Regions from separate parts of the Mus musculus genome. Here region 2 is linked to region 1. Evidence: chromatin loops called from intact Hi-C (ENCODE). Cell type or tissue: gastrocnemius. All regions are shown on one strand. Links, peaks and the distances in the headings refer to the core of each region. The heading gives the core; the rest is flanking DNA. Region 1 holds the start of Gm39666 (a long non-coding RNA gene). Region 2 has its middle 27 kb from the start of 2310015K22Rik.

What was found. Hi-C counts contacts between places; a loop is a spot of excess contacts. Peaks named below come from ENCODE experiments on the same cell type or tissue, not always from the same donor. Only the 100,000 strongest peaks of a DNase experiment are listed, where the experiment ranks them.
Region 2: a loop joins it to region 1, with 5 times the contacts of the local background. A loop is called at or near these places in 22 of 42 quality-filtered maps.

What each region holds. Positions count from the first base shown.
Region 1 is chr1:79,777,867-79,793,916 of GRCm38, reverse strand. It overlaps Gm39666 (a long non-coding RNA gene), which reads right to left and starts at 5,666. Exons shown (of 3, transcript XR_865569.3): 1 at 5,635-5,666; 2 at 4,992-5,148; 3 at 2,168-3,184. It overlaps Mrpl44 (mitochondrial ribosomal protein L44), which reads right to left. Exons shown (of 4, transcript NM_001081210.1): 2 at 15,591-16,050; 3 at 14,251-14,429; 4 at 12,472-12,953. The coding sequence ends at 12,779. In gastrocnemius, for the core only: CTCF peaks have their summits at 7,228 (motif pointing left) and 11,260 (motif pointing right); DNase peaks (open chromatin) are centred at 6,531 and 7,223.
Region 2 is chr1:80,172,548-80,188,597 of GRCm38, reverse strand. No RefSeq gene overlaps it. Among named protein-coding and RNA genes, the nearest start is that of 2310015K22Rik, 27 kb to the left of the region's middle. In gastrocnemius, for the core only: CTCF peaks have their summits at 7,401 (motif pointing left), 8,234 (motif pointing right) and 10,398; DNase peaks (open chromatin) are centred at 7,389, 8,259 and 10,408.

The sequences.
Region 1 (16,050 bases), core at 3,839-11,838:
CCTCTCTCCAGAGGTAGCTTGAAGGGGCTTCAGAGTCCCTGGACTTTTTCTGATCTTTTTCTTACAACATGGCAAGCAGTCACTGTGCCTCGTCTTGGTGCTTCTCCATTTATAGGGCTTCTCCAGCAGCGACTGTTACAGCCATCCCAGCTCTGCTCACTGGAGAGCAGTAGCTAAGGTGCCACGGACTTTATTCTTTATAAAGTACAGAAGGAAATTTCTGGAGACCTCTGTAACTTCAAAGATCTAAGTCACGGTAAATGTTTGGTTTTTGGTGATCCGCTGGAATGGTTACTCTTTTGAATTTGCAATTTTTTGTTTCATTCAGGAGGGAATAATTTTTCATGTGGGATTTAAACATTACATGTATGTGACCATGTACAGGGCATTTTAAAATGAGGTCCTGGCTGTCATCAGAAGAGTTGACAACTTTGGAGAGGTGAGATGGCTTAGCAGGTAAAGGAGTTTGCTGCCAAGGCTGACAGACCTGAGTTCAATCTCCAGGACCCACGTGGAGGAAAGAGAACTGACTCCCAATGGTTGTTCTCTGGCCTTCATACACACACACACACACACACACACACACACACACACACCAAATGTAAGTAAGTAAATAAATAAATAAATAAATAAATAAATAAAACTATTTAAAGCTCTTCTTGTCAAAAACTGAAGAAATTTGTTTTTCTTAAGCCCAGGAGCTCCGCGCCTTATTCTACATTAAAATGTCAGTCATACTCAACACTGCTTGAACTTGTTGTTTACAAGTAAACATAGTAAACTATGTTGTTTGCAACTACTTAATTGTGTGTATTTACAGCCACAGAAGAAAGAAGTCAATGCCAAAACCCTATTTTGAATAGTTCATACATTCTACCAAATGTGCTCCTTGTTAGTAATGCCTACTAAAGCCAGTCCTTATGGGATTTATTCCACCCTAAGTCACTAATACTTTGTGAATTACTTAAAAGTGTAGCTGCAGTGGCAGTGGAATGAAGGTATGTACTGTCTTCCTCTGTGTGGTATTGGCTCATGTGCGTATTGTCTGGAGCCTTCTGGGTAAAGAACTAGTATGCTACAGGGAGAGACACAGGAGAGGGGGTTTGTTTTCAGAAACTGTCTCCCATGATTATGGAGGCCAAGACTCCAGCAGTACGCCATCTGTAAGCTGGAGAACCAAAGAAGATGGCAACACATCTCAGTCCAAATCCTAAGGCCCAAGGTGGAGAAACTATGATATAACTCTTATCAGAGGCCAAGGGCTTGTGAACCTGGGACTCAGATGTCCAGTCAGGAGATGAGTGTCCTGTGGAGAGCCGTGCCGCGATTGCTCGTGCATGCCGTGAGCAATCACCATTATAAGATGGCGCTGGCTTCCACTGCGCCTAACTAGTAAACAAGCCTTATGCACAAGTGCAAGAGTGAACTCACGCCTAGTCACTGCCCATCTTGCTGTGTAGTAATGGGGTGATGGGCGAGCAACGAATCAGGAGCTGTCACACCACATCAGGTGCTGAAACGTCACGCTGCGGGCTATATAAGCAGCGCCATTTTCCCGGTTCGGGGTCTTCCCTCCTGATAAGTAAGGAATAAAAGCTTTGCCACAGAAGATTCCGGTTGTCCTGAATGTGTTCTTGCCGGCGGGGACAAAAGCTTGGGCAATAGTGTCCCACCTCCAAAAGAGAGGAAATGTTGCCTTCCCTGTACTGTCCTAGCTTAGCTTTCTCTTGATGGATGGGATGATGCCATCCCCAGGTGAAGGTGGATCTTCCTTTGTCCACTGATCCAAATGCTAGTCTTCTGGAAGCACCTTCGCAGACAAACCCAGGAGCAATGCTTTACCATGTACATGGGCATAATTTTTTTCTTCCAGGCAGGTTGACCCCTAAAACTTAAACTTCACAAGTGTCTACCAGGTGTCAAATGCTGAGGAGGGGTCCTTTTCCCAAATAAACTTGGGATGGGCAGACACAGTCTTGGCATAGCAATTGCTTGCATTTCAAATGCACTTATGAGATACAGAAGCAGGACAAAATCGAAATGAGGCCAAGAGAGAAGATGTTCAAATGTCTACAGAGCCAAACAGTACCTGGACTCCAAACTCTACCAGTGCTCCTTCCAAAAGAAAAAAGAAGGGAAAAAAAAAAAAAAAACAGAATTGGCTGGATGCTGGAATGGGCCTAGTATATTGTATAGAGATGCTGGAATGGTCTTAGTGTGTTGTATAGAGATGGGCTGCTCTCCAAGAGTACATTGGCCATACTTCATTGGTTATATTAAATTCTGAAGTGTCTGGTAATGTTTCAAAATGCAGTGATGCTCAGGACTTGGAAAGCCATGCTGTCAGGCTACCAGGCTGTCCTCTTCTTTAGTCTCCCAACTCCTCCAGCTCTACTGTCCCTCTATACAACACACACACACAGAGCTCCTAGCTGACTTCTAGAATCAAATCTATTAACAATCCCTGGACCCAGAGGAGAAATGTTACTCTCATCTTTTTAAATGTGTAGCCTTTTCCCTTGTGACATATTTAAGCCAATGAGTCTGCAGGCCTAGTCTTCAAAAATATCAATTTTCTGAAAGCTCTTTTCCTTGGAGGGAAACTGGGATCCATTTAAGATACGGAGACTGCTAGGAAAATTACAGGCCTGCGAGAGACTACTTTTACTCTGTAGACATGGTTGAGCGAATGATTTACCATAGATTAGATGCCACACTGAGTCTGAGCAAGAAGCCAGCTGCAATTTTCTTAAAGTAACAAAATGGTAGACCTAGGGGAAAATGGAGCCAACTACCAGTGAAATAACTCTCTGTCACTTAATGAGATGGGTACTTTCAATTTTGCCTGGGACACCGGAAAATGAGAACAGACACTGACCCAGATATGCTAGATGCTCTGATGTCTTACTGGCCTATCAAGTGTTTGTCCCATGAAGTAAATAATGACAGGTGACCTGGAAAAAAATTCCAATCATCCAGAACTTTACAATAGAATTCAAGGAGTATCCCTTATGCCTGTCACTTTGGGCTTTTTGATATTGTAGCTGTTTTTGTTTTGTTTTTTTCTGAAAATGAAGAACTGAGTGACTTCTGAGCTTCATATGGAAGGAGTCTGAAGAACTACAGTGGCTCCATGCGTCAACAGGGCACCAAACATTCCCTTCCAGGACCCATCAGTGGTGACCTGTGGGAGAGAGGAGATCTGGTGATAGTCGTGTTCTTAAGTTTCCTGTGAATGTTGAAATGTGTTCTCTGCCTACTGAGAATCTACTTGAAGGTGCCACAGAGTGGGTAGCCATTGCTGTTCTTTTTCACACAGGATCTCAAGCTCTGTGTAGCTAAGGATAACCTTGACCGTCTGAGCCTATTGCCTCTCCCTCACAAGTGCTGGGATTACAACCATGGGTCACCATGATTAGTTCGTGTGCTCCTGGGGCTTTGTGTGTACTAGGCAGGCACTCAACAATTACATCTCCAGCGAACAAAGCCCTCCCTGAAGACTCCCAAACTACTGCACTCTTAAAAGGATTTTTAATTTTTTTGATGTTATAATTATGTCATTTGCTCCTTCCCTTTCCTCCCTTTAAGTCCACCCATGTGCCACTCTCCCTCCTTGCTCTCTTTCAGATTTGTGGTCTCTTCTTCTTTAAGTTTTCTTTAAGTGCTAGTGTGTGTGTGTGTGTGTGTGTGTGTGTGTGTGTGTGTGTGTGTGTGTGTGTGTTCCTACATATGTAAGCACAACATGTTTGGTGTATATAATGTTTCTTTTATGTATTTTTTGAGACTCACTGTTTGCTATTGGATAACGTGCTCTTCCTTGGGGAAGACTTTCTCCCTCTCTCAGGCTTCCTCAGTTGCCTGTAGTTCTTTGTCTGGGGTTGAGAGCTTATTAGCTTTCCTCCTTCTACATTAGCATGTCTGTTGGTGCTTTCCTTGTTCAGGTCATGTTTAGGCAGCTATGGTGTTTAATCCTCATCTCCAGGAGACACACTATCTTAGCAAACTTCTTGTACCTCTGGCTCTTAATTGGCCCTGTCTTCCACAGTCTTCATGGAGTCTTAGATGCAGGATTTGTGTTGTAGATGTATCAGTTGGGACTGGGTTTCACAGCTCTGCAATTTATTTATTTATTTATTTATTTATTTATTTATTTATTTATTTACTTATTTATTTTTAGTTGTAGTTTTCTGTAGTGGGCTCCTGCTGCAAAAAGATGTTTCCTTGATGAGGTGTGAGGTCTCCACTTATCTGTGGGTATTGGGGTAATATTTAGAGTATAGTTGGGGATCATGATGGTTTACTAAAGTAGCAGTAGTAGGTTTTTCAAGATCTACAACTTCACTACCCCTAGGTAGTTGGCTAGGTTCCCAGTACCAGGCACGGCTTCCCTCTTGTTAAGTGAGTCTTAATTTCAATTAGAGAGCTGTTGGTTACTGCCAAGGTATGCCTGCGTGAGAACATTGTATTTATATAGGTGGCTGGGTAAAGTGGCACAGACCATTAATCCCAGTACTTGCCAGGCAGATGCAAGTGAATCTCTGAGTTTGAGGCCAGCAGAGAGAATTCCAGGACAGCTAGAACTACATAGAGAAACTCTGACTCAAAAATAAATAAAAGTGCACATTTACGTATATATGTATGTATGTATGTATGTATATGCAGCTCACATGTATTATAGGTATTAGGTTGCTAGATAACACTTTGATTCCTCATAACTCTCAGACATCCTTATGGTTATTTTACTCTTCCCCTTCTGTATTTATCTCCCTCCCCTCTTCCTAACTATCCCCACCCCAATTTTTCCTGTTCTCAGTCCCCCCTTCCCCCATTTTACTTTCCTGGTTTGTACAGTTACTCCAGGTTCTATATTCACACCTCAATAGTTGAGCTGGGAGGCTCCGATGACAGGGAACATGCAGTATGTGTCTCCCTGGGTCTGGGCTTCCTCGTTCAATATGATTTTCTAGTTCCACCCATTTATATGCAGTTACCTGTCCATGAGCTCATCTTCTTCCAGCTGAGAGGTATCCATAAAGGGCATAGTGTGTATGTAGCACATCTTTACTGTCCATTCATTGCATGAAGGCCATGGACTTCACTTCATAGCTGCTGTGAGCAGAGCAGTGGTGAACATGGCTGAGCAAGTATCTGTGGAGTAAGATGTTGAGCCTTTGGACAGATGCCCAGGAATGGTATAACTAGGTCGGATGGCAGATTTATTTTTAACATTTTGAGAATTCTCCACACTGATTTCCAGAGTGACTGGGTCAATCTGCAGTCCCAACAACCCACATCCCCTCCAGCATTTGCCAAACCAACCACTTTCCCCTTCTCTCTTGAGTCTTGAGGAAAGATACAGATGTGATCTAAATGAAAAGCTTGCTAAATTGAAATCGCATTTCTCCATTATACCCACAAAACTGTTGATTAACACTTAATTAACCGAATATCATGTGGCAAAATAGAAGTGAACTTTTAGCAGTCCAGCCTCCAGCTGGAGTCAGTGAGCCCAGCTCTAAGCTAAGAATGTGACAGGCTGAGGAACAGCCCTTCCAGGATGCGACAACTGTCTTAGAGCCAAGAACTGAGTCCCCACGGCCACCCATCAGGCTCCCCATAAGCATCTCTATGTACTCAGTCCATCAGTGTTGGTGTGGTCAGCTGAGCATTCCCCACCTTTGTCTCATCAGCTGTAGGTCACTGTGAATGTCTCCAGGCCTTTGTGATGTATCTTCAGCAAGCTACTCTCAGGTTTTAAAGTAACCTTTTCTCCCTCTGCAGATGACCTCCTCTTGTCTGCAGAGAAAGAATGAGAATGAATCAAACTTATTAGAACATTTTGCAACTTTAATATACCATGACTCTGGCAAAAAGTTACTCTATGAATAATCAAGTCATGCAGGTCTTTCCTCAATGCCAGGGACAGTTAGGTCTATAGTTTTTCGTTTTCTCCATTACTTTTTTCTCCAAGGACATTTTTCTCTTCTTTTCTTTTCTTTTAGAGATTTATTTCTTTATTATATATAAGTACACTGTAGATGTCTTCAGACACACCAGAAGAGGGCATCATATCTCACTACAGATGATTGTGAGCTACCATGTGGTTGCTGGGATTTGAACTCAGGACCTCTGGAAGAGCAGTCAGTGCTCTTAACCGCTGAGCCATCTCTCCAGCCCAACATTCTTCTTAACTCATTAGTTTTGTATTGTTAGTGAATGGCAGGCAGCTGAATACACAAGAGTTAGTGGTAAATGCAATCTCCACCAATTGAGCATTCCCTTTTCAGAAGTTTGTGCCTGTGCTGTGAGTTGTTTAACTTACTTTTTGTTGTTCTTTTGAAATAGGGTCTTACTGTATAGCCCAGGCTGGCTTTGAACTTGTGAACTTCTGGCCTCAGCATTTCTCATCTGAGTGCTGGGACTTGATTCACCAAAATCAGTTTGTGATCTGTGATAACGACTTTGGGGGAGAGGGGTAAGAAATAGAGAGTGAGTACATCGGCGTCTTCCAGAGTTGGCAGGCCTCCAACTTGTATTGCCGAAGCTAGCCTTGAACTCAGATCCGACACCTCCTGGGTGCTGTCTGTGATGACAGACTTACAGGACCACTCCTGGCCTAAAGCTTTTGATGGCATGAATCTTCTTCTGGTGTGGACAGGGGAAGGAGGGTGTTCTTAGTTTGCAAGATGAGAATAAATCAAGCCATCCTCACTGTTCTGCTGAGAGCAATGGACTTTGTGTGTCCCATACCCAATGTCAAGAGCCATGGATCTCAGGTCTTCAACTACAAGAGTTGTAAGTCTTTACAGGATAGCTGGAAGGGACTGGAAACAGCAGACATCAGAATGCAGGTCTAGAGAGCTCAATGTGTCTGAGTGGACTTTCCAGTAGAAGAGTAAATTAAAAAAAAAATCTTTAATGTTTTTTTATTTTCAGCATCCGTGCAGTTTCCCCTTTCCCTAGTGAAAGGGGGAATGAAGAGCCCAACACTCACATCGCGGCATCAGCAATGAAGTTGAAGTATGCACACATCAGATTCCTAATGAGAGCATCCTGAGGGGAAGCCCGAAGTGGGCTAGCTCAGGCAGACACTTCCCTAGAGTAGTAAAGCTGTGTGGGGCCTGGAAAAGCCATGTGACATAATCATAGGCTGTGTACTCACACATCCTCTCTTTCCAAAGAGGAAGACAGTGGTCCCCGCTAGGTTTGTGACATCCTAAGTTGTGCTGTAGGCCTGGAGCACCATCTTGTGGTCAGGATCAGGCCAGAACTAAAAAAGAAAAAATAACCCCCCCCCCTTTTCTTCTTTTTTCGATATTTTGATTTTTTTATATTTATTTACATTTCAAATGTTATCCCGTTTCCCCCCACCTCCAGAAAACCCTCTATCCCATCCCTCCTCCCCCTGCTTCTATGAGGGTGTTCCTCCACCTACCCACTCCTGCCTCCCCGCTCTCCATTCCCCTACACTAGGACATTGAGCCTTCACAGGACCAAGGGCCTCTCCTCCCAGTGATGACCAACAAGGCCATCCTCTGCTACATGTGCAGCTGGAGCCTTGTGTACTCCTTTGTTGATGGCTTAGTTCCTGGGAGCTCTATGGGGTCTGGTTGGTTGATATTGTTGTTCTTCCTATGGGGTTGCTAACCCCTTCAGCTCCTTCAGTCCTTTCTCTTAACTCCTCCTTTGGGGACCCTGTGCTCAGTCCAATGGTTGGATGCAAGCATCCACCTCTGTATTTATAAGGCCTCTCAGGAGACAGCCATATCAGGCTCCTTTCAGCGAGCATTTCTTGGCATCCACAATAGTGTCTGGGTTTGGTGACTGTATATGGGATGAATCCCCAGGTGGGACAGTCTCTGGGTGGCCTTTCCTACAGTCTCTACTCTACACTTTGTCTCCATATTTGCTCCCGTGAGTATTTTGTTCCCCTTTCTAAGAAGGACTGAAGTACCCACACTTTGGTCTTCCTTCTTCTTGAGCTTCATGTGGTCTGTGAATTGTATCTTGGGTATTCGAAGCTATAAAAATAGCTCTTGTTTGTACCTTTCTTAACCAGAACTATAAAATACATTCTCTTGTGACTACCTAAGACGTTGAGAATAATGTTTTCCGTTTTTTATATGCATATAGTAAAATATGCATCCATAATATGCAAAGTAACAGAACTTATGTACGCTTAGAGGTTTGAGCTTCTACTTTTGGTGTAGAACCTTTCGGGCTCAAAAAAAGAAAAATAGAGTGAGAAAAGGCAGGGGATATATAATAATACATAATAAAGTGTAATAAATGACTATCTTTCTCCAGTGCCAAATAATCACTGTCTTTATAACTCAATAATTCCCTTAATTCCCTTACACTTGTGGGGTTTTGGGGGGGAGAGGGAGTTAAGAAAGGGTTTCTCTGTGTAGCCCTCACTGCCCTGAAACTTGCTCCATAGACCAAGGTGGCCTCAAACTCAGTGAGGTCTGCCTGCCTCTGCCTCAAAGGCACATACCACCACCACCCTGTTCCCTGCGATTCTTATGATTGCCTAGACAATGTGGATAAGGCATTGGTCAAAGAGCCAGCACTCTGGGTAAGCACTGGATGAACTTAGTCCAGTGCTCTCCTCAACAGCCTGTAGTCCGCACGTTCCTCTTACCCATGTATAAAGTTTATTCTAGGATCATGAAAAGTTGTGTAGAGATGGATCCAACATTTTAAGCAATTTCATATGGAACTATGGAAAATGCTGATTTTTCCGCATGTTCCAACCCATTGCTGCATTTCAGTGGTTTAAAAAAAAAAAGACTTAAAATAAATATAGCCTAACAACTTGAGTTCAAAGACTGTTTACTTAGAAGTGTGTTGAAAGTATATTCCTTATGAAAAATGTGGCTGTTTTTGCTTGCAGGCTATTTTATATATACTGTAGTTACATTTGTTCCCTGTGTGGCTCTATCCATCTATGTACAGGGTTTAGCAGCTTGAAAGCTGAAGGGAAGTGTCACAGGCCGGTTTTTACACCCAAACTGCTTCCTTTTGCCTCTCTCTGAGTTCAGCCAATATCAAGCAAGTGGAAGTAGACTAGGAATTCAACTTTTCATCCCTAGCAGACTGGGAGGTTCGAGGGCAGTGTGGTTTTAAACCTTCCTAATGCTGTGACCCTTTACTATAGATCCTCATGTTGTGGCGATTCCCCCAACCATACAATTATTCTCATTGCTACTTTGTAACTGTACTTTGGATGCTGTTACAAATCATAATGTAAATATTTTTGGAGATAGCACTTTGTCTACAGGGTCTCCAACCACAGATTAAGAACCACTGTTATACAGCGAAGAGCAGGGAGGGAGGCAAAGAGAAGGAAGACCTGCCCACCGTTTGTTATACTTTCTAGTCATCTCTGTAGTCATCATCACTTGTCATGTCACCAGAAGGCATGGCACCGGGAGCATACAGATGGGATCATAATGAAATTAGAGACAGGTAATCATTCCACCTAAGTGAACGGAGGTCCTGTACCCAAAGATAGGCAAGATAGGTGTGGGTAGGAATTCAGCGAGGTCACCAGACGCTACCGGGGATTGAATTCTCCGTCAGCCACGTAGGTTAAAGTTTTGCAAACTGTCCTAGACCAGAACTCAGGTTTCACTGAGTTTGCCAGCGAAATCGCCAAAGACTAAGAAGAACGCTTACTTAAAGAAACCTGCAACAGATTCTAGGTGGGCTGTGGCATTTTGCACATGCTGGGGCGGGGAGGGGGGGGGGGTTGTTCACCATGCTTGTTGTCTTGTGTTACATGGATGTAACTGACTCCATGGTGTTTCCGAGATACTTTTGTGAAGCTTACTCATGGAGATGTCAAGCTAACGACACTGGCACTGCTGGGTATGGTCTGTTATTCTTGCGATTAACTGAAACTGAAGTTAAAGCAAAACAAAACGAAACAAAAAAAATAAAATTAAAGAAAAACAGAAACAGTGAACCAGGAAGATGAGTTCCAGGCCAGCCTTAACTACTAACGGGATTCAACAAATTAAAAATCAACATTTTACTAAACCTACTGCTTTAGACAACTAGATTCTTCTCACATGCCCTCTGGAAACAGTCTCTGTTAGCTTTGATAATGTGTCTGTTACACAAGACACAGGTTCTACCTCTCTGGCCAGACTCAGCAAGAGGGTTTTGTTTCTCAGGTGGGTTGAGATGTGACTGAGCAGAGGCTGGGGTTGCTGGGGCAGCTAGCTGCCTTCTCCACCCCACTGTTGGAGGCCTTCCCTGCTCAGACCGCAGCATTAAACCATACTGTCTCTCATCTCAAAGGCGTTTCTTTCTAGCTTCAGAATGAATGCTGGGAAGACTTTTGTCACAGGCCTGGGGACTCCGGCTCTTGTTTTCAAAGTGGGGCAGACCTATAGAGACCAGAAACAATACAAAACAAACTCAATGTTATAGCAATCTCGCTCTGGCCTGCAATCATCCCCTACCCTTGTGATCTCTGTCAAATGAACTTAGAAGAAATACAGGGCTTCATGTAGAAGACAGACAGGGATTATTACAGAATAATGAGAGTGGCTACTGAGGAAAACTCTCACAGGTGACTGGCTAATGAGACCATTACAATGACACTATGTGACACTATATAGCTTAAGAGGCTATATACTGTATCTTCTAGTGTCTGGAAGAGTTTTCCTGAGGCATGTTTTCCGGTTTATATGATCAACTGACCCTTTTGAATTAACTCTTGCTGTGTGTTGGGGGTGGGAGGGAATGTTGTCTCTGTCCTTTGAGAGTTCTCTACTAGAAAGTAACTTTCGGACACTTAGGGCAGTGCAGAGAGTCATGTCTCCACCCAGTGCCAGAGATGACTCGGATTCTATTTTTTTATCCAGAAATCAAATAACAGGACAGAGGGAAAAAAGCAAGAAAAGGTTTTAAAGCTATTAAAACAGCTGGGCTTTTATCAGGTGGAAATGGGTTTCCCTCTGTGGGCCCTATGCATGCACCAGAACTTCCTCCCTTTCATAAAGCACTTGAAAGCTTACTAGTATTTCCTTCCCTCCTTTTTACCTATCAGTCTTTCCCACACGAATGTGCATTGTTAGATACAGGTGGGCCTGGAAGCTGGTGAAGAAGCAGGGGTCCTGATGAGAGCAGGCTGTGTCCTTCTGTAATAAGCCTATTTTGGGTAAAAGTTTCAAAGACTGTATCCAGTCCTGAGAGACTCCATTATTTTAAAAGATGCCTTCCATGGGCACATGCATGTAGTACTCAAGGAGGCCAGAAGAGGGTGTCAGACACCCTGGAATTGGAATTACAGAGGGTCGTGAGTCACTTCATGAATGCTGGGAACCAAAATGGGTCCTGTACAATAGTAATCACACATAAATGCAGAGCCCCCTCTCCGTGTCCTGCAGGGGAAATCTGTACTGTACAGATTTCGACTGCATTTTGAGGATGGAGTATAACTGTACACCTGTGTGAACATAAATGGCACCATCTATCTGTCTGGCACTACCATGCACACAGAGTAAGACAGCTTATTCCTGCAAACAGAGAAGTCACCAGTATGTAATCTATTGGGAGTGAATTAAGACACTAGGGACATATTGGGATACCAGACCTGAGGACCTCCTGAACACTCTAGAGGCAGGAGAGCCAATCTGGGACGCTACGTGGGTGGGTTATGAGCAGCTCCTCTCCTCATAATACACTTGGTAGTCTAGTCTAGCTCCGTTACCTAGATGTACTAACCCCTACACCCCTCTTTGTACAATGCACCCACGCACACTTTTTAGGAACTCAGCTACTCCTTTTCTTGACCCCTTAGTGGAAAACCACAATAATCGTGACGACTGAGTGTCTTCCTTCGTGTGGTCTGCTGCTCCCTGCGGGCTCGTTTGATCTTTTCTACCGTTTTACGTAAAATTCCCTTGCAACTTTGCAATCAGGGCTGGCTTTTACTTCAGTACTGAACAAAACACTGAGAACCTGGGGACAGCCAGTGCAGACATCACCCTGGACTACTGGTCCACACACCAGAGAAAAATGGCCAGCCAGCAGGATTTACAGCCTTTTATAGAGGCAGCCAGCCCACGGTGCCTAGGCGAGAATTGGAGTGGGTGAACAAAAACCCTGATCTCGGCCTATTACTCTTCTGGGGCTCAAAGTGGCCCAAATCAACTTCAAGCCCAAAAGACCTCACCTGGACAGTAGGAAGAGGCAGACACTTTTTGCTACAGTGGTCCCCATACCTAGCATCTAATTACCAAATATAGGCAGAGGACTCCCAACTGTCGCTGGGGCTCAGCTGAATATCTGATAATGATGTAGCCTGAACTGCCACCTGCACTTGCTTAGCTGTCCTGTCCCTTCAGGTAGACCTGGCCTACCCTTGCCCTGTACCTTTGCCCTCAGACCTGTAGCACTCCCAGCCACAGCCACCTCTCCAGCCTCTCTTGCACCAATAAAGAAAGGAAAGACATCTCAAAGAATAGCTTTTTATTCATATTACAACGAACTTCACATATGGCATGTATTTGACTACACTTCAAAGCTGGAGGGAATAAAATACATCTAGCTGTACAAATTATACACAGTAATAAACCAGTGTGTAAGAGAAACAGAAAAAAAAAGTGAAACAAATCCCTGTCACCTGATGTCACCTGAAAAGCACTTGTCTAGTTCTAGGGCCCAGGAAGAGCACTGAGACACTGCTCCCATATTCTGCGCTCTTCCCCTCTGGCCCTGTCTCACTGCTTTGCTCAGTAGTGATGATGTCACCCCTTGCTGCCTAGCTGGCAACGCTGGTTTGCTCTGCTCTCTTTGGGCTCTCTTTGGGCTTGGAGTAGTCCCAGGGCCGCCTGTTCTCTGTGAATCCGTACAGCTTCCTGAGGGCCACGCGCGCAGCTTCTTCCTCTGCAACGAGTACAGTTTCCCCAGGTCCCTCTGCAATCAGCTTTCTGTCACTAGGAAGAAAACAGACAGGGATCTGAACGCCGGGAAGACAGCACATGAGACAGTTATGCCTTCCATCCCATCCCATCCAAATACAACAACCTACGAGGCCCAGTTTCTCCAAGGCAAAGCATAAGGTGGCACAAGGATCAGAAGTTCACAAGGATTAGAGCTGGGTAGTGTGGCACACTCCTTTGATGCCAGCATTTGGGAGGCAGATACAGGCAGATCTCTGAGTTTGAAACAGTTAGGTCTACATGGCAAGTCCCTCAGATTAGAAAATCTTCACACAAAGATTGGAAAAATATTTGCACAAAATTTAATCTACTTATCCAAGATACTCAATGTCCACATCTACTGCTTTAATTGATTTCTTTCTCTCTCTCTCTCTCTTTCTCTCTCTCTCTCCCTGTCTCTCTGTCTCTCCCTCCCTCTCTGTCTCTCTGTCTCTCCCTCCCTCTCTGTCTCTCTGTCTCAGGAAAGCATTCCACCACTGAGCTACACCTCTACCCCACTTTAATCTTAAAACCTGAAATCCATTTCAGACAGGTTTATCTCTAACAAAACTACAAGGCTCTAAATGTGCTGACACTTTGGTAGACAGCAAAGCTCCTGTCTTCCACTCTGAGGCTCGGTTGAAGCTGCTGCCAAGAACAGATGTATTTTTTTTATATATATAGAAAATATAAGGTGAGCTTATATCCCATAAAACTCTATAGCAAACAGCTGTCCAAAAGTGACTTAGCAGGAGCTGGAGAGAAGGCTCACTGCTCAGAGCACTGGCTGTGCTTGTAAGGAACCCAGGTCGGATTTCCCGGATGAACCTAACAGCTAATAAACATCTGTAACTCTAGTTCCAGAACCGACACCTTCTTCTGGCCTCCACATGTATGTGATGCAGACATACATGCAGGCCAACACTCACACACATAAAATTTTCAAAAGTTACTACTAGCAAAACACAGATAACTTGTCTTCTATTAACAGCAGAAAGAGAAAACCAAAAAACCCACCACCATCACCAATAACAAAAACCAGATAATGACCCTATCCACCCTGCCCCACTAGGGTCTCACGGTGTAGTTCTGGGAGGCCTCTCTATAGACAGTCTGGCCTCAAACTCACAGAGATCTGCTTGCCTCCACCTCCTGAACACTAGCCTAAGATTAAAGACATGTACCTCCCCCCGCCCCCCACCCAGCTCAGAGATACAATTTTAATACTGTTAGAAGTAACACTTAAAAACTGGAAGTCTATCTTCTAGGCTTCCAATCAAAGTTAAAAAGTGAACAATGAATTTTTACTAACCAGTATAAGCCAACAAAATATAAAGGCAGAGCAGTTGTGCTTCCAGACTGCCTGGTGAGTCGAGACTCAGGAGCTGAGATGTTTCTCTTCTTCAGCTCCTCTACGAGTAGTCCCATGGGATTTACGACGGTCCACATCTCAAAGAGCTCTTTCCCCGTCATTTGTGTAATTAAAAAGTCCTGTGCATAAAATAACATTTAAATTAGAACAAAGAATATTATGGCCAGAATTCAAAATCCATTTTTACCATAAGAACTGATAGGCAATGAATGGCAAATGTACATATTAAGCACATACAGCCTGAAAATCCAAAATGCTCGGAATCTGAAACTTTTCGCACTAAAGTGTTGCTTGCAAACGTTGAGATTATAGAGTATGTTCGGTTTCTGGCTTTGGAATTCCAGCTTGAGCTTCTCCCTCATGGGCTCACACGTGCAAGGACAGCACACTCTACCAGAGTTATACCTGGATGTCCTCATAGGCTGTTGTTGTTTGTACTTTTAATAAAAATCATAGAACTTTAAATGTTTCAATTTCAAACCTAAAGAAAATGATGTCAAGCAACATAACCTATGAAAATTATTCAGAAGACTGACTCCTGCCTCAGAATTCAATACTCAAATCATTGATATTCAAAGTAGAAGCATGTGTCTGTCTACTTACTAAGGACATACCCACAAGGACACACCTTCCCTCCATGGCAGACTGCATCTTTTTAAAGCCTGAGCTAGGGCTGGAGAGATGGCTCGGCAGTTTAAGAGCACTGACTGCTCTTCTGAAGGTCCTGAGTTCAAATCCCAGCAACTACATGGTGGCTCACGCCCTCTACTGCTGTGTCTGAAGACAGCTACAGTATACTTAGAAATAATAAATAAATCTTTAGCCCGGCCTGAGCAAGGCCGACTGGAGCGAGCAGAGGTTCTGAATTCAAATTCCCAGCAACCAACGTGATGGCCCACAACCATCAGTACAGCTACAGGGTACTCATGTACGTTAAATAAATAAGTAAATAAATAAATCTTTAAGCTCTGAGCTAAAATAAACATTTTTTTCCTTAAAAATTAATCAAACCAAAACAAAAAATTTTAAAAAGCTAAGAATAACGTAAACCTCCAGCACTCACAACCCAGCATTTATTATTTGCTTTCCAGGGTATTGGCAAAAGAAAACTGAAATAACCACCACAAAGTTAACATAAAAATAGTTTGGGTTTTTCTAAGTTTTGGGGGTAGGAACAGTCAGTTGTACCAAGATCTAGCAAAGGAATGCATGAGAAAAAGAAACGTCCCCCTCTGCCCACATGAAGACTGTCTGAACAAGTGCATCTAACCATTACCCACCCTGATGAACAGTGCAGCCCTTTCAGGGCCACTGCTCTGCAGCAGGGCTCCAATGACCGCGAAGAAAGTCTGACGTAAGACAGGCAGGGGGACAGGAAATTCTGCACTGAGGGTCAACTGCTCCACAGCCAAGTTCCTGGCCACGTGACAGACAACTGCCTCACCAGTGAGAAAGCTAACTAGACTCTCAGTGCCTTCGGCGGGCAAGTCTGGGAATTCGTCTTCGAGAAACTGTGTGAGGCACCGATGTGAAAAAGACAGCCCTTGTTCGAACAGTTCCTGATTGTCCTTAAGATTCAGAAGAGCAGCTTCTTTCTCTATGCCAAGGCTCTGACGTTTCGCCTCTTCGCTTTTGATGTAGCAGCTATTGATAAATGCAGTTTTGAGAAGGTCCAACGAAAAGGTTTCTTGTAAGCGAGATCCAAAGGCTTGTACCTCCGCATGGTAATCCCAGTTTGGC
Region 2 (16,050 bases), core at 4,836-12,835, 390 kb before region 1:
CTTTGGCCAAAGGACTGCTGTGGGCACATGAGTTGTAGCAATAATACAAGCAGTCAGCAATAGATCATAGTCTATAGGATGTATCTGTTGTTGGCTAATAGCTTCCTCTACTTTCTGCAAAGCTATTCGTCCCTCATCTGTTAATTGTCGAGGGGAATTGGGATTTGCACCCCCCGTGAGGGTATCAAACAGAGGTTTAAGGTCTCCTGTAGTAAGCTGAAGATAAGGTCTTAGCCAATTAATATCTCCTAACAACCTTTGAAAATCATTTAGAGTAAGTGAATTATCTTTTCTTACTTGAATTTCCTGTGCTGCAATTTGCTTAGGATATAACTTATGTTCCAAATATTGAAAAAAGAATTTGCCTTTGAATCTTTTCTGGAGCAACAACTACTCCAAAATTTTAAAGTTTATTGTATAAGAGGAAAGCCTTGTAGTAAAAGTCCATCAGAAGGATCAGCTAATAAAATATCCATATAATCAATAATATACACTGGAAGGTTCAAAGTCCTAACTTCTTGTATTGAAGCAGCCACATTTTTTTTTTTTTTTTACATAATGTAGGGCTATTAACCATTCCTTGAGGCAAAACTTTCCAATGATATTGCTTCATTGGTTCTTTAAAATTACAAGCAAGCTCACTGAAAGCAAACCCTTTACAATCATCAGGATGCAAAGGAATACAGAACAATCCTCCCAGTCCATAATAATTCTACATGGAATAGGCAGGCCCGATTGTAATCCCTCTACAAGTTCCATAGCCTCATTAACCTTTCACAAACCCTGCAACAATCTCCACCTGCCAGATTTTTCCTTAATTACAAATATGTGTGAGTCAGAATCCTGAGCCTGTGCTCAAATTTTAAGTTTCTTTTGTAACACCAGAGCACAAACACAATTTTGGGGAACAAAGCCTAAGTTTAACAGTGTAAACAATCCATTCTCTTTAAAATCAACACCAAAAGCATTACTTTCATGTTACAAAGTTTTTAAGTGTCTCCCTACTTTTGAACTGCAGTTAGCGAGCCTGGGTCATTCTGAGATGGCGGCCCAGAGCACACAAAAACTTTGGAAACCAAAACTCGACCTCCAACAATCCAGTCTCTCTCAAAAAAAGCACCAAGTGAATCAACTCCATGCTACGAAGTTCGGCTGCCCGCTCCTGCACATGAACACAAGATTGTGCAGCCTCTAATGCCAAAAAGGGACACTGCCCTAAATCCTATCTTTTATACGTGTGGTTTCTAGGATAAGAATTACATAGAACGGTACCCAATTTAGAAGTATCTTTAGAGACGTGTTTCCCTGGGTTGGCTCATGCCACGTGGTATAGTTCTGAATTACTCCAACCTGGAGTTACCAGTGTTAAGCCAACTTTCTGTTACCAATGTTACAAATTTTTAATCATACCCAATAACTTATAAGCCTATAATCTATAACCAAGACATGTAGAACATATGTATACTTTTAAAACCAGTCAGAATTAAAGATGAAATGGCTGCATATATTTACTTACTTAAACCAGACAAAATTCTTGCTTTTCCTAGTCGTAATTTCAAGAGAGGAGCTCCTTGCTACCTGCTGATCCCAATAACCACACTCACGGAGATGATTCCAGGAGAAAGAGCCAACCGTTCCCTGACCATAGAACTTGAGAAGCTGCTGGTCCCTTTAAGAGCGGTTTTTCCGAGAAGCTCCCGGCAGGGCTTCTCCAGCTGTGCTAGACTCCTAACTACAGGTGTAGGGCTTCAAAGGCCAATTGATACTGTTTATTTTTTTTAATTTATTTTTTCTCTTTCTCTTTTTTTGAAATGAATTAAAACTAAATCAAGGGCTGAACAACCAGCAGATAGAGTTTTAACCATTTCCTTGTCCTTGACCAATGTCAGACTCCGGCCAAGTGGCCCCAAAAGGCTCTCCACAGGCCTTGCTTATAGTTTCAGAAGCATGGTGGCACGCAGGCAGACACTGGAACAGTAGTTGAGAACTTCATCCTAACGTGCAGGTAGAGAAAGAGGGAGCCACTGAATGAGAGAGGGCCCTTGACACCTCAAAGCTTGCCTCCCACTGGCACACTTCCTCCCACGAGGCCATACTTGCCGCAGACCTTTTGGGTCCCTGTGTCTGCGTGGAACGGGGTCTCTCGACGCGGGTGGGCAAAGCGTGGATGAATGACAGACAGACACACACGCAGGAGAGTTTGTGTGGAATCTGAATGTAATTTTACAACTCAAGCATCAGACTTTTTATGCAGAGGACAATAAGGAAGTTGGGTGACATATTCGAAAGGTACAATTGAGGTAACTGGAATCTTACATAAAACAGAGGAATGCAAACACAAAAGGTCTAACAGGAACCACCCAGGATAGAATACATTGATAACAGCTGGGATCAACAAGGGCTCCACCTAAAATTCACTAATCTTAGAAGCCAGGGTCAAGGGCTTCGTGTCCTTGCCACAGTTCCTATTTTAGTCTCTTGTATAGTCCACCTTCCCCTTAGGCCATTGTAAATACATGTGTATGGGTGTAACTCTGCTATAGTATCTATTCTGGTTTCTCCTTTGGTCTGAAACTTCCTTCTTCCTAAGTGATGGTAAATTCCTGTGTAAGAAAGTGACTTAGCTTTTACAATCTTGCTGAATTCTAAACCCTTGATCTTGGTCAAGGATGCCCTTGGACTGTTGGAACACTGGCGGAAGGCTTTAGCCATGTCAGAGCATGTCAGGAAAATACTGAAAGAGAGCATGTGGATCCATACTCTAGACTAGCGTGGTACTGGAACTCGGGAATGAAAAATTAATGTATGGGTAGAGAACACTAGCCTCCAGGAGGAGAGCTTCCTTGAAACTCTTTTGCCTCATGAGTGACTTTTAAGCCTTTCGGCTTGTCCAGTTGACTCGACCAGAGAGCGTAGCACATACTGAGTGCAAGAAAGCCATGCTTGCCCAATCCTTAGCGGTATTGCTATTCCCTGGTGACCAAGCATTCAAATGTACGAGCCTGTGGGGAACACTCTCATTCGAACCACAGCGCCTGGAACCGTGTTATTTGAGGGTGGAGCTGTGTTTCTAGAGGAAGAACACGGATTAGCTAAGTAGTGAGCAGATTTGAAATGGACGGCATGCGTGCACAGCATCGTTCCCCCCCCCCCCCCCCCCGCTCCCGTGTGCCTGGAGCATTTTGATGATAGTGGAAGTAAAATGCAGATGCAAAGTACAAGAAATTATTCCTGGGGTGTTACTGCTGTGTGCAGACGCCATGACCAAGGCAACTCTTTTTTTTTTTAAATTTGTTACGTATTTTCCTCAATTACATTTCCAATGCTATCCCAAAAGTCCCCCATACCCCCCCCCCCCCACTTCCCTACCCACCCATTCCCATTTTTTTTTTTTGGCCCTGGCGTTCCCCTGCACTGGGGCATATAAAGTTTGTGTGTCCAATGGGCCTCTCTTTCCAGTGATGGCTGACTAGGCCATCTTTTGATACATATGTAGCTAGAGTCAAGAGCTCCGGGGTACTGGTTAGTTCATAATGTTGTTCCACCTATAGGGTTGCAGATCCCTTTAGCTCCTTGGGTACTTTCTCTAGCTCCTTCATTGGGAGCCCTGTGATCCATCCAATAGCTGACTGTGAGCATCTACTTCTGTGTTTGCTAGGCCCCGGCATAGTCTCACAAGAGACAGCTATATCTGGGTGACCAAGGCAACTCTTAGAAGGACAACACTTAATTGGGGCTGGCTTACAGGTTCAGAGGTTCAGTCCAGTATCATCAAGGCAGGAGCTTGGCAGTGTCCAGGCAGGCACGGTGCAGGAGGAACGGAGAGTTCTACATCCCCATTTGAAGGTCACTAGGTGAAGACTGGCTAAAGGGGAGCTAGAAGGAGGGTCCGAAAGCCTACACCTATAGTGACACACTCCCACAACAAGGCCACACCTACTCCAACAAGGCCACACCCACTCCAACGAGGCCACACCTTTTCCAACAAGGCCACACCTCCTAATAGTGCTGCTCCCAGGACCAAGCATATTCAAACCACTACACCTGCCAAAGTTCAATTAGGACTACCTCTGACTCTACACATACCACTACACGCTTGCCTTCTAAATGTCCTTCACCAGAGAACAGACAGGATTCAACAAGCTCGGTCTTTGGGAATCGATGTCTTCTGTTGCTGGCCCTGTCATGCTCTACCATTCCTGATTAGGTGATGGACTGCTGAAGGAGATTCCCCGGCACCCCTGCAGGTTCATGAGCATCAGCTCTTTCAGAACTCTGCCCACTGCTGTTTACAGGGCCCCATTAGGTCTAGAGATTCGAGAGTTTACCATGTCTTGATGACTTAAATCAAAGCGGCTTGAGACTTGGAGGTGGTGGTGGGATCGCTCGGTATCTGAAGTGTTTGACACAAGGATGAAGTTCCGAACCAAAGGTCGGCATGATGGTGTGCACCTGTAATTTCAGTACTGGGGAGGTTGAATCAGGATTCCTGAAGCTTGTTGGCTAGCCAATCTAGCTGAAATGGTGAGGTCTGGGTTCTGTGTGAGACTTTGCCTCAAAAAGTAAGGTGGAGAATGGTAGAGGAAGATGCCCAACCTTAAACTCTAGCATGCAAGCACACACATGCACTGGAGTCACACATCCATACAGCACACAGAAATGGAGGTAAAGCGGTTTGCAAATGCTTACTTAACTTGATCTTTGCAGAGAAAATAAATTTCATTCGAATCTCTAAACCACAAAGACCCATTTGGAACTGGATATATATATATATGGCTCCCGGTAATAAAATTTGAGGTATATGCAAGCCAGTTTTGTGGTTTATTTATTTATTTTTCCCATTCACACCAGTATGTCTGGCAGAAACTTTAGGTGAGTGGAGACACACCTGAGACACACCTGAAACACAGCAGGGATGAAAACCTGTTTAAAAGGGTCACTTATTTCCAATGACAGCCCTTCATCAGACACAATCCGAAGGCCTCAGAGAGATAGCAAACTTATCTACTGCCTTGTCTAAATATAATTACAGGCATGGCGGGATGCAAGCATCCTTTCTGCTGTGTTCTACTCAAAACCAGCATCGTTTCTGCCACATGGATGAACACCTACCTGCCTGAAAACTAAGAAAGACAGCACAGAAGATGGGAAATCGAACAGGATCACGCCTGTCAGTGCACAACAAACCATTAGAGAATTCAGTGCACAGCAAACTATTAGAGAATTCAGTGCACAGCAAACTATTAGAGAATTCCGGCAAGATTGGTATCTGGTGGAAAATTAACGTTAATATATTCTTCCTATTCATCACAAATTCACTCTTAAGTGGGAGAAATGGCAGCTCATGGTGGCAATCAAATTACATAACAAAAGGATAAGAAAACTCCCTGAGTACTTTTCCTAATTTCCGCTATGAGCTGAGTTGCGTGTCCTGGAAACATTCCACTATCCCAAGGCCAGGTTAGTTGGCAACAAGACACAAGGGGCCTAAGATGTGATTGTGTGTTACAAACATAAACTTCATCATTTCTCTCTCAGGAGGAGAGGCTGTTGGCAGGCAACCCTCATAGATTCAGTCGCAGCAGGGCTATCTTCTCAAGCGGCAAACGGCATTACCTAAGTTAATGATGAAAGGGTTAATTACTTCAGAAAGAACAATATTCAAGTCTTTGCAGACAATGAAATTAATATTGAAAGACTTACTTGTCAATGGTAAAGAAACAGGAAAAAACGAGGGAAAAATAACTGTGTTAGATGTCTACCAGCAGTAGAGAGAATTCTTCCTTAAAGTGACTCTTCTCAGACCTTCTGCACCAACCACAGCCTCTTCTGTAATATACTGTATTACTGTGGAACATGTAGTTGATTCTTAAAAGTGGTGACAAGACCACCAAGGCCAAAGATTATTGTTTTAATACTAGTATATTTCTCTGCGGTGGTTTCAGTATGGTAAGTACCCCCACAGTCTCATGTGTTGGCTGTGTAGACCCCAACATGGACAAGAGGGGAACAAGGCCACTGTATCAGGTCTTTACAACCCCAATTATATGAAGTCCTTTGTTACAAAGAAGCCAATGCCAGACTCGTCACTTCTGGCATAATACCAAGATTATGACTTATTACTGGGGTTGTCAAAGTCAACATAGCCTGATATCAGGACAATGACCAACCTAGGGGTTAATCCAGTGATAGTTGCCTAAAGTAACAAGATTATTCTGATATATATATATATACACATATATATATATACATATACATGTATATATGTATATATATATGAACAAGAATCTTGTAAAATGGTAGAAGTAGGTCCTATTCTAAGACGCAAGGGCTTGCTTACACTGAGGAGTTGGTTAGATTTCTAGTATCAGTCATGATTTCCTTCCTATTGGCTTTAAGTCCAATTAGACAGCTTTTGACTGTTTCCAAGATATGTGCCACTTGGGGTATGTCTTGCCGTACTGGCTATTGTTGTGGTTCATGGGCATCAGAGCTGGACAGACCTATTGACAGCTTACATAGCACCTGCTGGCATTATGAGAGTTATGCTGCAGGAAGCGAGCTTTCAAGTTAGATCTGGATGGAATATTCAGAGTCCTATATCTGAAGTGTTGGTGTCTTCGGCAACAGGGAAGTACCTTCAACCTCTGAGAGGCAACCGAGGGCAAGAGCAACTGCCTATATTTCTTTGGGAGTCACTTGGACTGTCCTAACCAACAACTCAAACAGAAGTTCCTCACATCCAGTCCAGGGGGGGTTGTTCGTCTATATTGGGTCTCAGAGAAATGACAGGAAAGTTACACTCTTGGTACCTCAACGATATACCAGGCTGCTGAAAGAAGACCTGGACAATGAAAAACGGCAGATAGACATGATTTCATGGAAGGAGGGGACCTGGTGGGGGGGGGGGCGTCAAATGACTATAGGCAGCTACAAAGAGGGATGACTGGTTCTTAACAGGGTGAGTTCCCTGGTTATCCAATACAAAATGATTACTGAAATCATATAAACACAAGCTATACTAAGTGGACTCAGCAGGTGTCATTCATATATCCAAGCATATATGTAACAACAACAACAACAACAACAACAACAGAAAAGAAGGCCATCAATGTGAGGTATTGGAGGAGTGAGGAGAGAGGGAATTGATGTAATTTTTATATTTAGATTAAAGCATTAAAAAAAAAATCAAGAATCCATGGACTTCCTGTAGAGCAGAGTTCAGAAAATACTAATTCAGCGGATTCTATTTCGTTGAAAAATGTCTTGACCTTTCCAGGGAAAAGGTGTTAAAGTCAGCAGGACACATTCTCTCTTTTTCATTCTGTAGTCACAGGTGCCTGGAGAGCTGTGCGCAGCATTTGTAGTAAATGAGCGGGATCCTATCGCCACCTTGTGGGAAGAAATGGAAGTGTTTTCATTCTGAGATTGGATGTAATTATGGATTCCTTTTTGTTTGCTTTTGACTCGTTCTTTTTTTGGGGGGTGCTTTGCTTTTTACGCATATTTATAAAAACTTTTGAAAATTACAAAACACAAATTTAATTTTCCAAAGGGCAAAGAAAGGATCTATCCAGAGCCGTTAAAAGCTGAGGTTTCTCCAGCCCACGTCTATTCCCAGGTGGGCTAAATTCAGTAGCTTCCGTCTCTCTACCAAAATTAGCTAGGGTAGATGGACTAGGAAGGACTCAGGCTGTTAAGGCCTCTGTGATAAGATATCATTTCCCAGATAAATATTTTAAATTCCTTTGTGTTAACTGTCAAGAGGACAGCATAGGTACCTCTAATTTTGCCGCAGCGAATTTGGGACAGGGCCGAAGAGATCATTATGAAATCGGGCTGCCTACTTTGAAAACTTTGTCTAGAGAGAACACTCCCAACCATTGGAAATACAAACAAAGGCTGATTTTAAAAACACCCACAAATTTTCATTGATCTAAACTAATGTAAACATTTTAAAGCTCTTCATTTTAAAGATTAATTTTATTCTACGTGGCTACATAAAGCTGCTTTCATGCAAATGTGTAATATTCTTTGAGTACATTCTCACTTTTTCTTTTCGTCATAAAGTATCTTTGATTCCCAAAACAGGAAAATCCAAGATTATAAGGTTTACTAACCTCTATGCAACTCTCACGGAAGGTTTTAACTTTTAAATTTCGTTTTATATTTTCAGTTCTTTGTGTGTGTCTCTGTTGGTACATGCACATAGATGCAATATCTATAGAGGCCAGAAGAGGGCGACAGATCCTCTGGAGCGGAGTCCCAGGCAGTTATGAGCAGCTGATTTTGGATCCTGTGAGCATCAGGGGCTCTCAATCACCGGCCCTTCTCTCCAGTTCCTGATTGGTTTCTGTCACTAGTTGTGGCATCGCCTCCGTAATGACAACATACTTTAAAGGCTTCCATGACAATATTTTGCTAATAGGTTGTCCTTATAATATTCTTGATCTTTTGCAGTTCCTATTTTGACCTTTTTGTCACCGTCATCTTCAGCACCCATGACATCTCCCCGTTTAGAATTAGCGTACCGAATAGTGAGTTCCATTGTAAGATTTCATACATATAAGGCGCTTTGATACTTGATAGCCCACACCCTCTCCTGTCATCTCCCTCCCTTCTACAGCTCTTCATCCATTTTCATGTACTTTATGAAAAGTTCATATTCAACATAGGAGTAAATAAATTTTGTCTTGTTTGAATCTGGTTTAATCCAGGTTCATTCATTATCTAGCAAAGGACCTGGTTTCAGCCTTCTTAATGGGTAGACACTCTCTCTCTCTCTCTCTCTCTCTCTCTCTCTCTCTCTCTCTCTGTGTGTGTGTGTGTGTGTGTGTGTGTGTGTGTGTGTGTGTGTTACATTTGATGTTTGAAATGCCCCATGGTAGTACAATGGGGTGAAGAAAACCCACAGATCAGGCAATGGCTTGCTTATATTTTTAAAATGTTCAGGTTGTAGTTTTTCGAGAAGAAACTCTTGTGTGCTGTGGGTTCTGTCCTTTTCCAGCATCACCTTTGTTTTCCACGCTTTCCCTGGCTTCTTCCCGGGGGTGGCATGCTCTGCCTGTCCCTCTGTTATTCACTCAGCCACACGTGGTGTTAGGCGGGATCCTCTGCACCCTGTACTCCTGCACTCCTGCGTGTGCTCCGGCCGAAAGCTTCCCGTGCACACAGGGTCCTAGCCTGGCCCGTGGACGCTTCATCAATTCATGCTGTGCCTTGCCAGCTCCCCCGGAGGTGCCATTTCCCGTCATTTTCTTCATTTACTCAGCCCATTTCAAGGCTTAAAAAGAGCTAAGGCTCTATAATCATTCAGTTAGTAAAAATTCCCAAACAGGCTAATTGTTGGGTTAGGTCACATCCGCTCCAGCTATGTTGTTAGTTGTCCATCTGTCTGTGTGTACAATTTGTTATAGGGACCTTCAGTGCCACCTGCTAAAGTGCAGTCTTTCTTAACGGTAGCCACATCTTTATTTTTTGACCAACTCAAGTATGCACCCCTCATTGTGAGAAAAAAAACTAATAAGTACCAGTAATATGCCTTGCTTATAATAACAACACATTTCTTTCCATTGGGATATCTCATAAACAACGAGGAATCCTGGGAGCACGGTGGTCCTGCCTTTCCAGAGATTGAAGATGACATTGTTGCCCAGAGAGCATGGCGGTCCAGGAGCATGTCCCGAGGGAAATACCCTGAGCACTTGGGGCGGGCTGCTTGATCACAGGACACAGATTCCTGAGGACACAGATGGGCATGTGGGGTACTTTTTCTCACCATTGTGGCTAAATGCCTCATATTAATCAATTTAAGGAACAAAGAATCTCTTCTGGCTTAGAGTTTGAGAGGGATGCTGTTCATTGTGGCAGGGGAGTTGTGATAGGGTGAGGGTGCGAGGGTGGAGCCAGAGGTAGCTGGTTATATCACATGTACAGTGAGGAACCAGAAGAGAGATTAGTGCTGGTGTTTAGCTGGATGCTCTTTCCCCTTTTATTCAGTCTGGAATGGCAGCCCAGGAAATGACCTGCAGAGAGAGAGAGAGAGAGAGAGAGAGAGAGAGAGAGAGAGAGAGAGAGAGAGAGAGAGAGAGAGTTTTACAGTCTGTTAAATCTTTTCTGGAAGCATCCTTACACACATTTTCCAAGATGATCCTAATGCCCTAGTTATTTCTTAATCCAATCAAAACCAGCCATCACTCTGGCCACCTGTGACATTGATGGGGTTTTAAAATTTCTCCAAATAAAACATATTCTTCCTGCTCTTAAGCTATATATAGTCTTAGGGTCAAAACAGAGACGTAAAGTGACGTGCACCCTGTGTTAGAATTCTTTTCTGTTAAGCTGGAATTTAACTCTTGAAATGAAAGAAATTTAAACTCTGAAAATAACCCGCCACTCGGCGGCAGTAGTGACCGTTCTATTAAATGCGGTCTGTCACTGTGATGTGTCCTGTGGGCTTTTGACTGATGACGTGAGAATAGAAGAAAGATTTGTTCCTTCTGGAAGGTTTTCCTCCTTTCCCTCACCATTATTACATATTCAATAAAGGGAAATCATGGTAAAAAAAAAAAACCTCACTTACAATTAAGTATGATTATATGAAATTGAACAAATAAAGTAGATCATAAAGTGCTCATGGAAGGTGGACAATTATTAAAATTGTATTCAAAGGCTTCTAATCTCACTTTCACAAGGGAACAAATTGCCAGTGTAAGGCTGAAAATGTGATTCGTGTCAGTGACATGTGTCTTCATTATGAGTCATAACTCCTGCTACTGTTTAGCAGTGAGAAACTATTACTAACTTAAGCTAATAGAAAAGGCCTCTCTCCCTTCAGAAAGGATGTGACTTTGGAACAAGAAGTCACTAACTCTTCCATGATGTGGTGACAACCCGGGGATTTGACCAGCTCAGTATCTCCTCCTTGGAAATGTTGATCGGCACATGGGTGTCACTGAGACCTTGATATTCAACACAAGTGTCAAGAGTCAGGTTTCTATTGTATCGTTCTTGAATAAGCTCGTGTCGATGAAATGGACATGGTGAGTTCTTGGAGCGGGGACTGTGATGGTTGGATGTAAAATGTCTCATGCAGGCTCCTCTGTTTAAACACTTGGTGGCTTCACTGTTAGGAGAGGTTGTGGAGATGTTGGAAGGTGGGGTCTTGCTGTAGGAATTGGATCTCCGGGGAGTGGGAGGGCCTAGAGGGCCAACCTTCAGTCTTACCTTCTGTCCTGCATCACTGATAACCGTCTTCTTTAAAATACTCACAGGGGAAAGGAATCTCAGCCTGTTCTAGCGGCTGCCTCTTGGCTTCTGAGTCAAGCTTGTGTGTAGTAGCAGGTCAGCTGCTCATCTGTGGTCATCAGAAATGTGCGTATTATCTCCCTGTCCAGATCCTCCTACTGGGGTGCTTCACCTAACCTTCGTAAGAGACGGGGTCCCTGCTCTTACTGCAACTTGATATGCCGTGGCGGTTGATATCCACGGGAGACCTACTCTTTTTTGTGAAGAGAAACAGAGGAAAAGCAGATGGGGTGGGGGTTGTGGAAAAGGGAAGTTGGTGGTAGGGACCAGGAGGAGAGGAGGGAGGGGAAAATTCAGTTAGGAAGTAAACTAACTAACTAAAAAATGAACTAACTAACTAGCTATCTAATTAGCTAAAATACTTTTCCTGACTCTCAGGAGTAAAGATATTTTTGGAAGGTCTGGTCTATCCTGGGGTACTACATCTAAAACTGAATCAGGGTAGAGAGATGACTCAGCTGTTAAGAGTACTGGCTACTCTTCCAGAGGACTTGGGTTTGATTCTCAGTACCCATATGATGGCTGTCTTAGTCAGCGTTTTTTTTTTTTTAATATTTTTATTACATATTTTCCTCAATTACATTTCCAATGCTATTCCAAAAGTCCCCCATACCCTCCCTCCCCCACTTCCCTACCCACCCATTCCCATTTTTTTGGCCCTGGCGTTCCCCTGTACTGGGGCATATAAAGTTTGAGTGTCCAATGGGCCTCTCTTTCCAGTGATGGCCCACTAGGCCATCTTTTGATACATATGCAGCTAGAGTCAAGAGCTCCGGGGTACTGGTTAGTTCATAATGTTGTTCCACCTATAGGGTTGCAGATCCCTTTAGCTCCTTGGGTACTTTCTCTAGCTCCTCCATTGGGGGCCCTGTGATCCATCCAATAGCTGACTGTGAGCATCCACTTCTGTGTTTGCTAGGCCCCGGCATAGTCTCACAAGAGACAGCTATATCTGGGTCCTTTCAGCAAAATCTTGCTAGTGTATGCAATGGTGTCAGTGTTTGGAAGCTGATTATGGGGTGGATCCCTGGATATGGCAGTCTCTAGATGGTCCATTCTTTCGTCACAGCTCCAAACTTTGTCTCTGTAACTCCTTCCATGGGTGTTTTGTTCCCAATTCTAAGGAGGGGCATAGTGTCCACACTACAGTCTTCATTCTTCTTGAGTTTCATGTGTTTAGCAAATTGTATCTTATATCTTGGGTATCCTAAGTTTTGGGCTAATATCCACTTTTAAGTGAGTACATATTGTGTGAGTTCCTTTGTGAATGTGTTACCTCACTCAGGATGATGCCCTCCAGGTCCATCCATTTGGCTAGGAATTTCATAAATTCATTCTTTTTAATAGCTGAGTAGTACTCCATTGTGTAGATGTACCACATTTTCTGTATCCATTCTTCTGTTGAGGGGCATCTGGGTTCTTTCCAGCTTCTGGCTATTATAAATAAGGCTGCTATGAACATAGTAGAGCATGTGTCCTTCTTACCGATTGGGACATCTTCTGGATATATGCCCAGGAGAGGTATTAGTCAGCGTTTCTATTCCTGCACAAACATCATGACCAAGAAGCAAGTTGGGGAGGAAAGGGTTTATTCGGCTTACACTTCCATACTGCTGTTCAACACCAAAGGAAGTCAGGACTGGAACTCAAACAGGTCAGAAAGCAGGAGCTGATGCAGAGGCCATAGAGGGATGTTCTTTACTGGCTTGCTCAGCCTGTTCTCTTATAGAACCAAGACTACCAGCCCAGAGATGGTCCCACCCACAAGGGGCCTTTCCCTCTTGATCACTAATTGAGAAAATGCCTTACAGCTGGGTCTCATGGAGGCATTTCCTCAACTGAAGCTCCTTTCTCTGTGATAACTCCAGCTGTGTCAAGTTGATACACAAAACCAGCCAGTACAATGGCTCTTAATTATGACTTCAGTTTTATGGAATTGGATGCCCTCTTCTGGCCTCGGCAGGCACGAGGCTTGCACACCATGCACAAACCTATAATAAGCAATTCTATAAAATTCTTTAAAACTTAAAAGCAAGCCGTCAACAACAACAACAACAACATCAACAACAAAAACTAAACACCTCACTGGATCAGATTCCAGCTGTGATGGATGAGGGAGCATCTTCCAGTGGCTCACACTTTATTTTTAAATAACATGTATTTGCTGGCTTATATGTGTGGGCTTATGTACCACAGTGTGTGTGCGGAGGCCAGAAGACAGCCTGTGAAAGTCGCGGTCCCAGTGACAGAGCCCAGCTCATCAGGCTTCCATCAAGCAAGCACCTTCGCTGGGTGAGCATCCTTGCCAGCTGGCCCAGTTCATGCTTTCAAGTTAGCTCAGGCTGTGGTGGTCCAGAAAAACTTTGATCTCTCTCATTCTGCCACTGATTACTGAGGCCACCATCTGGCCTCCTGTGGTGTGTCAGGGCTGATGGACCTACGGAGCCAGGCTAAGAGCAAACAGAGGTGTGGCAGCAGTGTCTTTAGTGAGAGCCAGGTAGTTCGAGGTTTAGGATTACAGCAGGTGACATAGTCCCTGCCTGTCTCCATCCTTAAGGAGATGGATGGTTGCCTAGGCAAGCTGGAGGCCAGTGGAGTCCCTCGGGAGATCCCCAAGTCGACCAATAGAATCTCAGGAAACACCAGTAGGAATGTGGAATTAGTTTCGTGCCTGAGACCTAGCGTGTCATAGGCGCACGAGCAACGGCTTTTTAAATTTTACTTATAGCATTATTAATTTCTCTTGGCTAGGATTTTAAAAGCTACAGCTATGAGTTGTTAATTGCTTTTGAGACAATTTAAAATGGCTTTCATTCCCCTCTACTCTCCTAAAGGAAAGGAACACGCCAGGGAAGCAGCATGCCGAGAGCTTGTGAAGAGCTGTGTGTACCGGGGTAGGCATAAACAGTTCCTATGTGGTCCACAGGCTGTGAGGTGACCGCATCCTCCCTTAGACTGCGAGTCTGTGAAGGCCTGATAATCTCATCTGTCTGAGACTCAAAATGTGTTTTGGGAAAATATCAGACTCCTTCTTCATGGACTTTTTCTTTCTTTTTTTACTGAGTGCTGGTTCCATAGCTAGTTTCTCCAGCATCCGTGGGGATTTGTTTTTAAACAGTTTTAATGACCTTGTAGTGAGTGTAAGAGCTTTTGTGCATAGGTGAGGTCCCCTTCCCCGCCCACTTTGAACTCTGACTGCATCTGAACTCGAATCTCCCACACTGCAACTTATAGGCTCCAAATAAAAATCTTATGAGAGTTTCCAACCCGGAATTCATTGGCACTGCTTTAAGATTCTGTATTGTCAGTTCCTTGTTTCCGCGTGTGGATGTGGGAGGACTGGGGTGTACTGGCGGGTTTTGTGTGTCAACTTGACACAGGTTGGTGTTATCACAGAGAAAGGAGCTTCAGTTGGGGAAGTGCCTCCATGAGATCCAGCTGTGGAGCATTGTCTCAATTAGTGATCAAGTGAGGAGGCCCCTTGTAGGTGGTGCCATCCCCGACCTGGTAGTCCTGGGTTCTATAAGAGAGCAAGCTGAGCAAGGCAGGGGAAGCAAGCCAGTAAGTAACATCCCTCCATGGCCTCTGCATCAGCTCCTGCTTCCTGACCTGCTTGAGTTCCTGTCCTTACTTCCTTTGGTGATGAACAGCAACATGGAAGTGTATGCTGAATAAACCGTTTCCTCCCCCAACTTGCTTCTTGGTTATGACGTTTTGTGCAGGAATAGAAACCCTGACTAAGACTTGGGATCTCCTAGGCTCTGACTTTCTTTAAAGGTGTTTGATTTCTACTGTAAAGGCCCTTACATCATAGCATAGACAGCTAAAGCTCTCTGAAGGCTCAGAAACAGTGTGCAAAGTTGAGTGCTTATCAGCTCATTAGAGAGATGGGTCGGAGGTATTGTCAAACTCTGGGCTTGTGGTCTAGCAGAAGCATAGAAGAAGTGTGGGTGTCCAATGCCTCTTCATTATGAGCGCTAGCCAATTACTCTCAAAGTGACACTCGGATGCTCTCAAAGGGCTGGAGGAAATGATTTTTGTAGGTGCTTGTGTGTCACCTTCCCAGGACACTGAATCTACTGGAGGCAGGATTCACAAATGAACCTGGGTTGTTTACAAACGTTCCTTCTGTATATGTCATGGCCCTTCAGGTGGACTTCCTATACATAGTACAGTAGATTTGAATATTTTGAAGACCCCCGGCCCCCAATAAGAGAATCTTCCTTGTGACCTTTTCCCTTAATCTGGAACAGTAAATACCACTCCTGCTTTTGAGGTTTGAAAAACCAGAAAAGGATAAAGACAGAGACAGAGGAAGGGCAGAAAACAGCAAGTGGTGTTTTCTCACAAAGAAGGGGAAAATTAGGAATGGCTGAGAAATAAGGTTGAAGAATCGGCTTTTCCGAGAGGGCTGATCCTTAGAAACTGGCTACCTAGGTATGTGTCACCATTCCGGAGAACTGCTGATACAACTGAGTACTGCTGCAAGTTCACTGACAACCACACCCTTTACTGCAATCTACCGAAACCCCACAGTTCACTCATCTGTTTAGACAGAGTACTTAAAGGCCACTTAAACAGGTGATGTGCACTACTATAATATGCCAGAATGCAAGCACTTCCTATAATCTTTGACTTAAAGCACATTCTAGAAAATGAAAACACCATGGACTGAATCTGTTCTTTCTTTCTTTACTTTAAAGCCATAAGATTCTTTTTTATTCTGCGCCTTGAATAACCACC